Linked DNA regions of Homo sapiens: region 1 is linked to region 2. A link is a loop called in an ENCODE intact Hi-C map of the cell type or tissue named here. Cell type or tissue: heart left ventricle. All regions are shown on one strand. Each heading gives the region's core, and the rest is flanking DNA. Links, peaks and the distances in the headings are about the cores only. Region 1 has its middle 13 kb from the start of LINC02865. Region 2 overlaps TNFAIP3 (TNF alpha induced protein 3).

Region 1 (5,381 bases), core at 146-5,145, 53 kb before region 2:
TCTGACTAAACGGTCTTGTTTACTGTTTACAGATGACAGTGATCTAGTTTGAAGAAAGCTGTAATGCTATAAGCTATGAAGTTGATGTTTAGACTACAGTATTATTTTCAACATTCTTGCTACCCCACTCCCCCAACATTTCTGCTGTGGTTGTATTGAGTTAAGCTATAGTTCAGAAATATATGGGTTATGAACAGAGGTGGTGGCTTATGCTTGTAATCCCAGCTCTTTGGGAGGTCTAGGTGGGAGGATCACTTGAGGCCAGGAGTTTGAGACCAGCTTGGGCAATATAACGAGACCCCATCTCTATTTAAAAATAAAAATAAAAATAAAATTAAGAAAAGAAATAATGGCTTAAAAAATTTCCTCCAGAAGAAAAACAGGTTATGCAAGAAGAAGCCTGTTTTAATAGAAAGTAACTATAGGCACCTGAAGGCTACCTCTGCATGTGTTTATTTTTATTTTGTTGGCAGGGCATTACTGGAAGAAAAGTAGATATTCTATAACAAGTTTGAGTGAATAAGCTCCACATGTGGTCTCAAGCCAAAGTCCTATCATCACATCTGGCACGAGAAAAACACCACAGTTCTCTGAACCTTTTCCCCAGACCTCCTGAGGCTCTTTGCTCATTGGAACGAGGCAATGCTGAGGCAAGTTGGTTTCCAGACTGAGGTTGATACTCAGCCTTGCTGGCCAGCTCTCTTATTTGGCAGACCAAGGTCTTCTCATGCCTCAGGCTAAATAGCAAGGAAGTGCTCAAGGCCAGAATTATTTGAAATAAGAGGAAAGTTGGAGGTGCTGCCCAGTTCATGACTCAGTGAAACGAAACTCTGAAACACAGCAATCCAGAATTGAGAAGCCAAAATAGGAAGGCTTGAATGGAGCAGTAACCCAGCCAGGCCTTGACAGAGTATTTGGAAACAGGTGGCATAAAAGATTAAATATACCAGGACTGAACGGGATTAATTAAGAATGGCAGGGGCCAGCTGAGTCAGGAACACATGGGCAGATCTGGAATTAAGCTTGGTTAATAAAGATAGGTGAGCCCAAAGTGTTTCAGATTGTATAAATGATCCCTACTTTAAAATCTTGTACTGTAGCCCACATACAGATCACAGACACTAAAATCACAGAGAAATATTTGCGAGAAGCCTCTCTCGACCCTGCTGACTTGTATTCTATGAATTGTCAGCACTGACCTGGGGCAAGAATAAACTACAGGTAGATAGATGTCTGTCTGCTTTTGTAAGACAGGAGGAGATAGATATGATCTTAACATTTTTATTAGAACAAAAAGAATAAATACATTTTAAGGCCTAACCTGTTCAACTTAATACTCTAATATCATTTTCTTACTTTAACATTTTTGTTTATTGAAAATCTAAATAATTTAGTTAAGTAATAGAAATCCTCCATAGAAGGCAGGGGGCCTGGCTCTGTCACAGAATCAACATGGAATCCCAGTCACCAGAGTTAGCTTTTATGAACTTCTGGTTTACCTTCTGAGAAACGGTTTTGTTTTTGAGGATCAAATATGATAATATTTATAAAAGTACTTGGAAAACTATAAATTGTTATATAAATGGAATATATTATTTTATGAAATCATTATTCTTTGCTCACAGAATCATGGCTTGATTACCCTGGGGACCAATTGGGTTTTTTGTTTTACTAAAACCAAAGAAAAAGAAAAATAAACTTTGTTACTTATCACTGACTTATAAAGAATTCTGCTATAAGTCAAATTATTTAAACCTAGCCTAGCAATTATCTTTCTTTTTCCTTGTTCCTGAAAGGTAGGATTTTGTACACAACTTGCTACTAAGTACAGCTGCAATTTGATTAGGAGCCTTAACCCTTGAAAATAGTCCTTTACTGCAAAAAAGCATCATAAAGAAACACCTTTTATGTCTTCTGAATAATAAAAGGGAAAATTCATATTCTTACATTTCTTTGAACAGAAACATGTCTAAATGCTTCAAGTCACATGTTTAAAAGACAGTGGAACAAAGTATTTAGACTACATCTGATAGACAAAGTATTGGCAATTTATAAAACAGCCCCTCAAGATAAACAAAAGACAATCCAAAATAAAAGTGGCCAAATGACATAAACAGGCAATTCCTAGAAGTGAACATGCAAATGATTAATAAACATATGAAATTTAAAAAACAATGAGGTACATTTGCACCCAACAAATAGTGCACAATGAAAAAGACTGATAATATGTAATACTAATAAGAATATGGGAAAATAAGCAGGCTCATATATTGGTAGTTGGGAGTACAAATTATTGCAATCTTTTTGGAAAGACTCTGTGGGCCACAGTAATTCTAAATATTAGTGCCAGAAAGGATGGTGACTACCATCTTCATTCACTTATTCATGAAACAAATATTTACTGCACGCCTACTTTGTGCCAGGGATACAGACTTACATCTGTAAAATAAATCTCTGCTCCTGTGGAGTTCACATTTATTGCGGGACAGACAGACAATAGCCATAATAAATAAGTACAGTGCATAGAGTATAAGGAAGTGATACGTACGATGGAAAAAACACAGCAGGCCAGGGAAAACCTGTAATATTGATATGAGTGTGTGGGCAGCAACTTCAGATAGGGAGTCTGTATAGGTCTGGACTGAGAAAGTGAAATCTGAGCTAAGACTTGAAGGAAATAGGGAGTAGCTATGAGGATGCACAGGCGAATAAGGTTCCAGGCAGAGGAAACAGCCGGTATAAACATAAATAAGTAAAAATAACAAAGTGATTGAATACAAATATAAAGATGTAAGTGAAAGAAGAGTGGATGGAGACTGCTCCTTTCCCTTCCAAGGTTAACAGTTTCCTTTCTGCATATTTTCTTCATTTATTTATTCAGTTAATGGGATCTGTGTCTGTAACATCTAGGAGGGTGTGTTGATCTGTCAATTATCAAAAAGATAGTCTTACTTTTGGTCAATCAGGCACGGTCACAGAGTCCAGAGACTTTTGGCAAGCTACTTCCTTTTTTTTCCCATGAAATCGGTCATCAATCCATACAGAGTCCACCTGCAATAAGAGTAGCTTGAGTGGAATCACTGAATCTCCTCCTTATCTGGTCCCCTCTCTTGTCTCCTTGGAGCTTTTTTCTACTCATCTGCCTACCCTCAGAATCTTCTGGCAGCTTCAGAGCCTAAAGATTTTGCCAACTCCTTTAAGTCCTTCATATTGTTCAGTGAAGAACCCTTATGAGGGCAACAGACTTATCTCTTGTTAGTGTGAACTTCTGTTATAGCATTCAATTGTGGCATTAATTTTGCTAACAAAAATGCTATTACATTATTCTGTCCAATCAGAGACGTCTATAATCATATAGTGGTAATAATTACATCTGACAACATTACGATAGATTTTTCTGTATTCCTTTACCATCTCTTCTGACCATTTCTCATACTTCACAAGTTTTCTAAATTTCTTTTGAGGTATAACGTACTTTTTAGTATAGAGTTTGTTGGATTTTAAAATAAACATGCCCTATTTACCTCCCAGATTAACACTGCCAGCACCCCAGAAGCCTCTCTCTCATGCCTCCTTTCAGTCAATAACCACCCTAAGGTAGCCAATATTCTAATTTGGATCACCATATGTTAATTTTTGACTGGTCTTTAGACTTTATATAAATGGAATCGTTTTGTAAGTACTCTTTGTATAACATTATGTTTGTGAAATATATCACTTTTGTAGATAGCCATAGTTTGGCCGGGCATGGTGGCTCATACCTGTAATCCCAGCACTTTCGGAGGCCGAGGAGGGCGAATCATGAGGTCAGGAGTTCAAGACCAGCCTGGCCAACATGGTGAAACCCAATCTCTACTAAAAATGCAAAAAATTAGATGGGTGTAGTGGCGGGTGCCTGTAATCCCAGCTACTCAGGAGGCTGAGGCAGGAGAATCACTTGAACCCAGGAGGTGGAGGTGGCAGTGAGCCAAGATTGTGCCACTGCACTCCAGCCCGGGCGACAGAGTGAGACTCCATCTCAAAAAAAAAAAAAAAAAAATGCTGGGCATGGTGGCTCACGCCTATAATCACAGCACTTTGGGATCGCTTGAACTGAGGAGATGGAGGTTGCAGTGAGCTGAGATTGCGCCACTGCACTCCAGCCTGGGCAACAAGAGCGAAACTCCATCTCAAAAAAAAAAAAAAAGCAATAGTTTGTTCTTTGTCATCATTGTATAGTATTCCATTGTATAACTATACCAAGATTTATTTGTTCTACTGTTGACAGACATTTGGGTGGGTTTCAGTTTTTGGCAATTGTGTGTAAAACTGTTATAAACATTCTTTAACATACTGCTTTGTGAATATATGCATTTATCCTCCCAGGCAGAGAGAGTGGCACATTTCTACTGTAAAAGGTCAAAGAGTAAATCCTTTAGGATCTACGGGTCATATGGTTTCTGTCTGTCGCAATTATGCCATTGCAGTGCCAAAGTAGCTCTAGAGAAGACATAAACAAATGGATGTAGCTGTGTTTCAATAAAGTGCTATTTACAAAGACCAGATTTGACCTGTACACCATAGTTTGTTGAACCTTGCTCTGCTCTTAGGTATATACCAAGGATTGATAATGCTGTGTGTTGGGTAATGCTGTGTGTTATATACCAAGGAATGGTAATGCTGTGTGTTAGGATGTTCATTATGTTTTACCAGTTTTCTAAAGTGGTTGTGTCAATTTACACTCCCACCAGCAATGAATGAAAATTTCATATATTCACCAACATTTCCCAAATATTTTTAAATTCCTGAAAACATTGTATTTTCTGTCATTTGTAAATCAGTGCCATTATTGCTATAGTAGTAAAATATTATTTTTTTCTTCTCTAAGGAGTCATTATGTCAATGACCTATCATTAATGCCTCTTATTCTTGCAAAGGAATATTGAGGACCCCTACATTGTGCTTTTCTCTCCCTTTAATTTGATGTAGACAAAGAGCACTTTATTGGCAGTTGGGAGACCTAAGCTTAACCATGCTATGACTTTAGTATAGGCACTTCTGTGTCTCATTTTCTTTTTTTTCTTTTTTTCTTTTTGAGATGGAGTCACAGTCTGTCGCCAGGCTGGAGCGCAGTGGTGCAATCTTGGGTCACTGCAACCTCTGCGTCCCAAGTTCAAGCAATTCTCTTGTCTCAGCCTCCCGAGTAGCTGGGACTACAGGCATGTGCCACCATGCCCAGCTAATTTTTGTATTTTTGATAGAGATGGGGTTTCACCATGTTGGCCAGGATGATCTCGATCTCTTGACCTCTTGATCTGCCTGCCTTGGCCTCCCAAAGTGCTGAGATTACAGGTGTGATCATTTTCTTAATCTGTGAAATGGGGCTAATAACATCTGCTCTG
Region 2 (5,381 bases), core at 144-5,143:
GAACCGGGCAGGTAGGGAAAAACCATGAACTACAAACACTCTCTGAATACGTCCATTTTCCCTGAGCTTCCTTGAGCTTCTTGCAGAGGGCCTCGCTGCCATGAGGATCTGGCTTCACATCTCTGAGAGATGCTGGGGGAGGGGAGGTGGAATGGCTCTGGCTTCTCCAACCCACGCGACTTGTGTGTCTTTTCCCTTTCTCAGCCAAGACGATGAAGCAGTCCTGATGCGCAGGGTGCAGGGGCCTCGGCCAGTCCCCGCACACCTTCCAAGTCCAAAGAAGTTCCTGGCCTCCTGCTTGGTAGGAGAGGAGGAACCTTGGGCTGAATCTGACATCATCCCTTGCCAGTTACAAGCTTTGCTTTCTAAGGCCACCTGGGAACACTCCCGGGTTACCAAACCTGAGCATCGTGGGCACCACGAAGAGCTTATCTTTCCTCTCCTGCTCAGACACCCTTAAGCCCACTGTTGCAGTGGCAGCTGAGGGGTTCAGAGGATAGCACCATGATGACTGACAGCTCGAGGCCCCACTTCTTGCAGGAGGTGACCCACCTGTTTCCGGTTAGCCATACATCTGCTTGAACTGAAAGCATTCGTTGCAGTAGCCGTTGCACTTGGCATTGCCAAAATGATCACAGGCGGGGGCCCGGCAACGCTGCTTGGGGGGGTCTTCGGGGGCAGGCTCACCCCGGTGGGCCCCAGGGCCCATCCTCTGGTTGGGATGCTGACACTCCATGCAGAGCTCCTCGCTGCGGCAGGCCAGGATGTTCTTGCAGGAGGCCCGGGCGCACTTGGGCCTTGAGGTGCTTTGTGTGGTTCGAGGCACATCTCTGCGCTGGCTCGATCTCTGAGTGGAAAGAACAGGCAGATCATTAAAAAGTCAGGAAACTATTGCTCACATTTCTTAGGGAGAGCACAATGAAATCTCATTGGAGAGTGTGGAGTCTACAAAGAGCTTTACCTGCCTGAGCAAGGGAACAGGAGAGCATTGCAGTCTATGAGCCAGAGCTCTCGAAGGATGTTTCTTTCCAGTCTCAAGGAAAGCTGACTTGGCCCCCAGGGAGGCTGAGGAAAACCGCCAAGCCTAAGTTGGCCTGCAAACTTTCCCTGGCTCTCTTCTGTTGGGACCAAAAACCACTGTTCTTACATAGCTTCCCTACCATTCTGTGAGCAACAGGCGACACACCTATCTGTCAAAGCTGGCTTTTCTGACGCGCCATTAGGTGGAGGCAGGCCCCTGGGAAGCTCTGTCTGTTCGCTCCTTATGATAAAGGATTATTTAAGAAGGGCTGCTTTTTAGATGTCTGTGCTTCTCTTACAAATCAAAGAAGCCTCTGATCACCATCTGGCTTTTTGGAGGCTTGAAGAAGTTTTATGCAATGGCTGTGTTTCTTTGTTTTTAAAATAAATTTGAAAGCATACTTGGAGCATGAAAATTGGAGGTAGCATTTCGGACCTGGGGAGCCACAGTGACATGGACATTCCCCTTCAGGTTCTGAATTAATCCTTTATCATGAGGAGACAGAACCTGGCAGAGAGGAAAGCCTGCTTGTCACTGTCGGTAGAAAACGCTCCAGCAAAAAGCATCGAACACACGGGAGGGAGGGAAAGCTCCTCCAAGTGTCTCACCAGTTGCTCTTCTGTCCTTTTGGCCTCATGAAATCTCTGATTCTGAGCTTCAATGAAACACTTCTGGCAGTATCCTTCAAACATGGTGCTTCCAAGGGTGCCGCATTCCCTCCCCAGGCACGGAATGGTGTTCTGGAACCTGGACGCTGTGGGACTGACTTTCCCTGAGGCAGCAGCAAAATCTACATGAGAATGGATGCTAGTTAGTACCACATAGGGGTCACCCCACCGATACAGAGATGCTGACAGTAGAGAAATAAATGGGTTCCAAATACAGATTAGGCCAGCCTTAAATGTATAGAAATATATATATGTATATGTTTAAGTCTATAAATTCAGCAAAAGAAATAACATCCCTATTATGGAAACATCTTTGGCTTTACCAATCTCTCATTTTGAACTTGAAGCACTGATTGCTCACAGGAACAGGCAAGGAGCAGGCATTACCTGATCACCCTTCTTTCCAATGAGAGATTTCCAAACCACATCTGTTTCCTTACAGTGTCAACAGAGACTTCCTTCTCTCCAGTTACTACTCTTCAGATTTTAAGATTGTTCTGTTATATCTAAGTTGCAAAATAAGTCTAGTTTAAACTTAGACTCTCTTAGATATGCCAGACCTGAATGGTCTAGTAAAAGCACATCCCATGAGCTCTGTCTACAGGGCACTCTGGTTTTTGGAATGTGATATTAGGAGCTGCTGTAATCACGCAGTGCCTTTTGCCTCCATGGGCGGCTGGCAGGGCCACCGTGACTGTCCCCTGCACAAGCTGGTAGAAAAGCACGGTAGGTCCTGACAGTTCTGCCTGACTGCCTACATGGGCTTTTTTTCTTAAAGGTCAGGAACAAAACCCCTTCTGGACAGCAGCCGCTGTGTTAGGAAGTCAACCACTTCACTCACGTTTGTTTTCTCTGTACTCGATGAAACACAGTGTGCAAAAGCCCTTGTTTTCTGGAGTCCCAAAATACACGCAGCCGGCTTTTCTGCACTTGCTCGTCCCCGTCCTGTCCCCAGGAGTCCGTGCAGCTTGAGACAGGCAGCCAGCAGGGGCGTCGTTTCCAGCTCTGTGGCAAGAATGCGGGGAGGGGCTCCGGACGAGCCGCGAGGGATCTGACTTGGAACGCTGGTGACAGGAAGGAGGGAGGCTGGTGCTGAGGCTGGAGGAGGCCTCTGCTGTAGTCCTTTTGAAGCAAGTACTGCAGATCCCATTAAATGTCCTGGTAACATCCTGGAGGCAGGCTTGGCACTTCCCGGGATCCAAGTGCCTTGTGTGGTCTGGGGCGTGGCTGGCGTGAAGTTGCCGGGCGTTGTGGCAACGTTCACAAAATCCGTTGTGCTGCACATTCAGTGTGAAGGGGCAGCCGGGGCTCCTGCACTTCATGGCAGTGGTCTCACTGAACAGAAAAGGGCTGGGTGCTGTCGGTGGGGCCGAATGAGGCCCCCCAGTGGACTCCTCAGGGTTCCACGCCAAGGGCTCATAGGCTTCTCCCCGAGAGGCCCCGAGCGCCATGCCAGGGAGCCCCTCAGGGCCCGGCTTGGAGTTCAGCTTTGGGAGTTTGTTTTGATTCTTTTGCCGCCTCTCTGAGCACTCATGGCATAAAGGCTGGGTGTTCACAGACATGAAGAAGGGGCAGTTGGGCGTTTCACATTTTACATCCATGAGAGAAAGCTGGGGCACGGAAGGTTCCATGGGATTCTGGGCGTGCCCCTCTCTCCTCCCCTGCTCGCTGTTTTCCTGCCATTTCTTGTACTCATGCTGAACAAGTTCAAAGTAATCATCTACCAGATTGATTTCTTTTGGTAAGTTAGCTTCATCCAACCTGAAGACCAAAAGGAAAAAATATGTATGAGAATACACAAAATCACACACAAGATTTTACATCATTAGCTCATAGAACAAAGTTTTAGAATGTGGATTATGGCAAGAATTGTAGAACCATTCACTGAAATGCAGGCCTGTGATGAAGAGCTCACACTTTTCACGCAACATGATCTGACACATTTCCCAACATGTTCGAGTCAAGAATGATGTCAGTTAGTTTGCTAAGACTTCCTTATTTTTAAAATCACAGTTTCATTTAATCAATCTTGGTCCATCCAAAAATTATAGATAGTTCTAAAACAAGGGCTAAGAAAAATCAGTTGACTTTCCAATTTCTCAGAGATCAAATTCTGAGTAAAATATTACTGAGGCCATTGGTTTGGGACTAGTCTACTTTATAGTACAAACTACTTTGGAACCTCAGGTTGGGTATTTTGCTGTTACTAACTTTAAACTTGTGTCTAGTCTCCACCAGCATTAGCAGCCATGAGTAACTAAGACGCAGACACACTCAAAGGCGCTTGTCTATTTACTGTTGACTCTGTAATTTGCTAATCTCCACATTGAGAGACAGATTCTCTTACGGCTTCCTTGTCATCTGTTGTGCGTTTCAAGTGCTCAGAAACAGGCATCTCTTTAACATAAAGCCAATGTTTAAAGACCGGATACCTGCACAATGGGTATTCTGGGGCTTTCCTCCCATTTCCATGTGGCAGAATCATGAGCTGCAACATAAACAATTCTACAGCTCCATCTATGTCTGATGTGCCTGTTCTTACCAAGAAGCCAAGAGAGAAAGGCTTTTGTTTCCAAGTGTTTTCACTAGTCTTTTTAATATGTACCAGAGTAATTAAAATACAAAAACAAGAAACAACAACTATCCTTGATGTAAATGCACTTTGAAAACCCATAATTCTGCAATTCTGACTTTTGGGATCCAGATATCCAGGAAAATCATTATGGATAAATGACATGTTTTGATTTGAAACCCAAGTTAGTACTGCCTTACATAATCCTCTCTAACCATGCACAAGACTCTGAATTTGTTTCCCATTGGCAGAAACTGGCCGCAAATCACTCTACTGTTGAGCTTCAGGGTGGCAGCAACTCAGGTGGCTGAGGTTAAAGACAGTTACAGATGACACAGGAGAGAGCTGAACATAAACTGCTTACTTTGCGGCATTGATGAGATGAGTTGTGCCATGGTCCCAGCCTTGGACGGGGATTTCTATCACCATTAAGTACTCTTTTAAGAGCTTCTCCTTCATCTCATTTTCAGGATCTGTCAAAAAGTGAACTTTTAAGTCTTCAAATCTTCCCCGGTCTCTGTTAACAAGTGGAACAGCTCGGATTTCTAAGGAAAAAAATAATACATAAGTAAAACAGTATTCTACTAAACAAGGCCATAGGTAAGTAGATCTCATTTTGAAAATGTATAAAAGATATAACTTACAGAATAGAAAAGTATTCTTAGCCACAGTTAAACCCAAATGGGAAAACAAAATGTGCTACAATCTAATATAAAAATGCACTGTTTCCAGGAAACTCACATAACATTAACCAGCCTGGAGGTGGTGGATCTTATTGGTTAAAGTCCCAGGCTTTAGAATCAGACTGACCTGAGTTTGAATCCTGGCTTTGTCACTATCAAGCTGTGTGGCATTAGGCAGGTTAGTTGACCTCTCTGAGCTTTAACTGTCTAATATGTAAAATAAGGCTACCAAGGCCTACATCTCACAAGAGTGCTAAAAGGATAAAAATGCAGTAAAATAATATTTCCAAAGCACAGTGCTTATTCCACATGAGGCTATTAAAATAACAGCTAACAGGCCAGGCATGGTGGCTCGTGCCTGTAAATTTGAGAGGCCAAAGCGAGAGACTGCTTGAGCCCAGGGGGTGGAGGCTGCAATGAGCCATGATTGTGCCACT

The links. Peaks named below come from ENCODE experiments on the same cell type or tissue, not always from the same donor. Only the 100,000 strongest peaks of a DNase experiment are listed, where the experiment ranks them.
Region 1: a loop joins it to region 2, with 2.3 times the contacts of the local background. A loop is called at or near these places in 35 of 110 quality-filtered maps.

What each region holds. Positions count from the first base shown.
Region 1 is chr6:137,929,267-137,934,647 of GRCh38, reverse strand. No RefSeq gene overlaps it. Among named protein-coding and RNA genes, the nearest start is that of LINC02865, 13 kb to the left of the region's middle. RefSeq lists a silencer at 644-693. In heart left ventricle, for the core only: no CTCF peak of the experiment used is centred there; no DNase peak of the experiment used is centred there.
Region 2 is chr6:137,876,501-137,881,881 of GRCh38, reverse strand. It overlaps TNFAIP3 (TNF alpha induced protein 3), which reads right to left. Exons shown (of 9, transcript NM_001270508.2): 6 at 4,626-4,806; 7 at 2,531-3,450; 8 at 1,630-1,811; 9 at 1-847. The coding sequence ends at 563. Among named protein-coding and RNA genes, the nearest start is that of WAKMAR2, 11 kb to the right of the region's middle. RefSeq lists an enhancer at 2,322-2,904. In heart left ventricle, for the core only: a CTCF peak has its summit at 2,699; DNase peaks (open chromatin) are centred at 1,075 and 2,701; H3K27ac peaks cover 458 bases.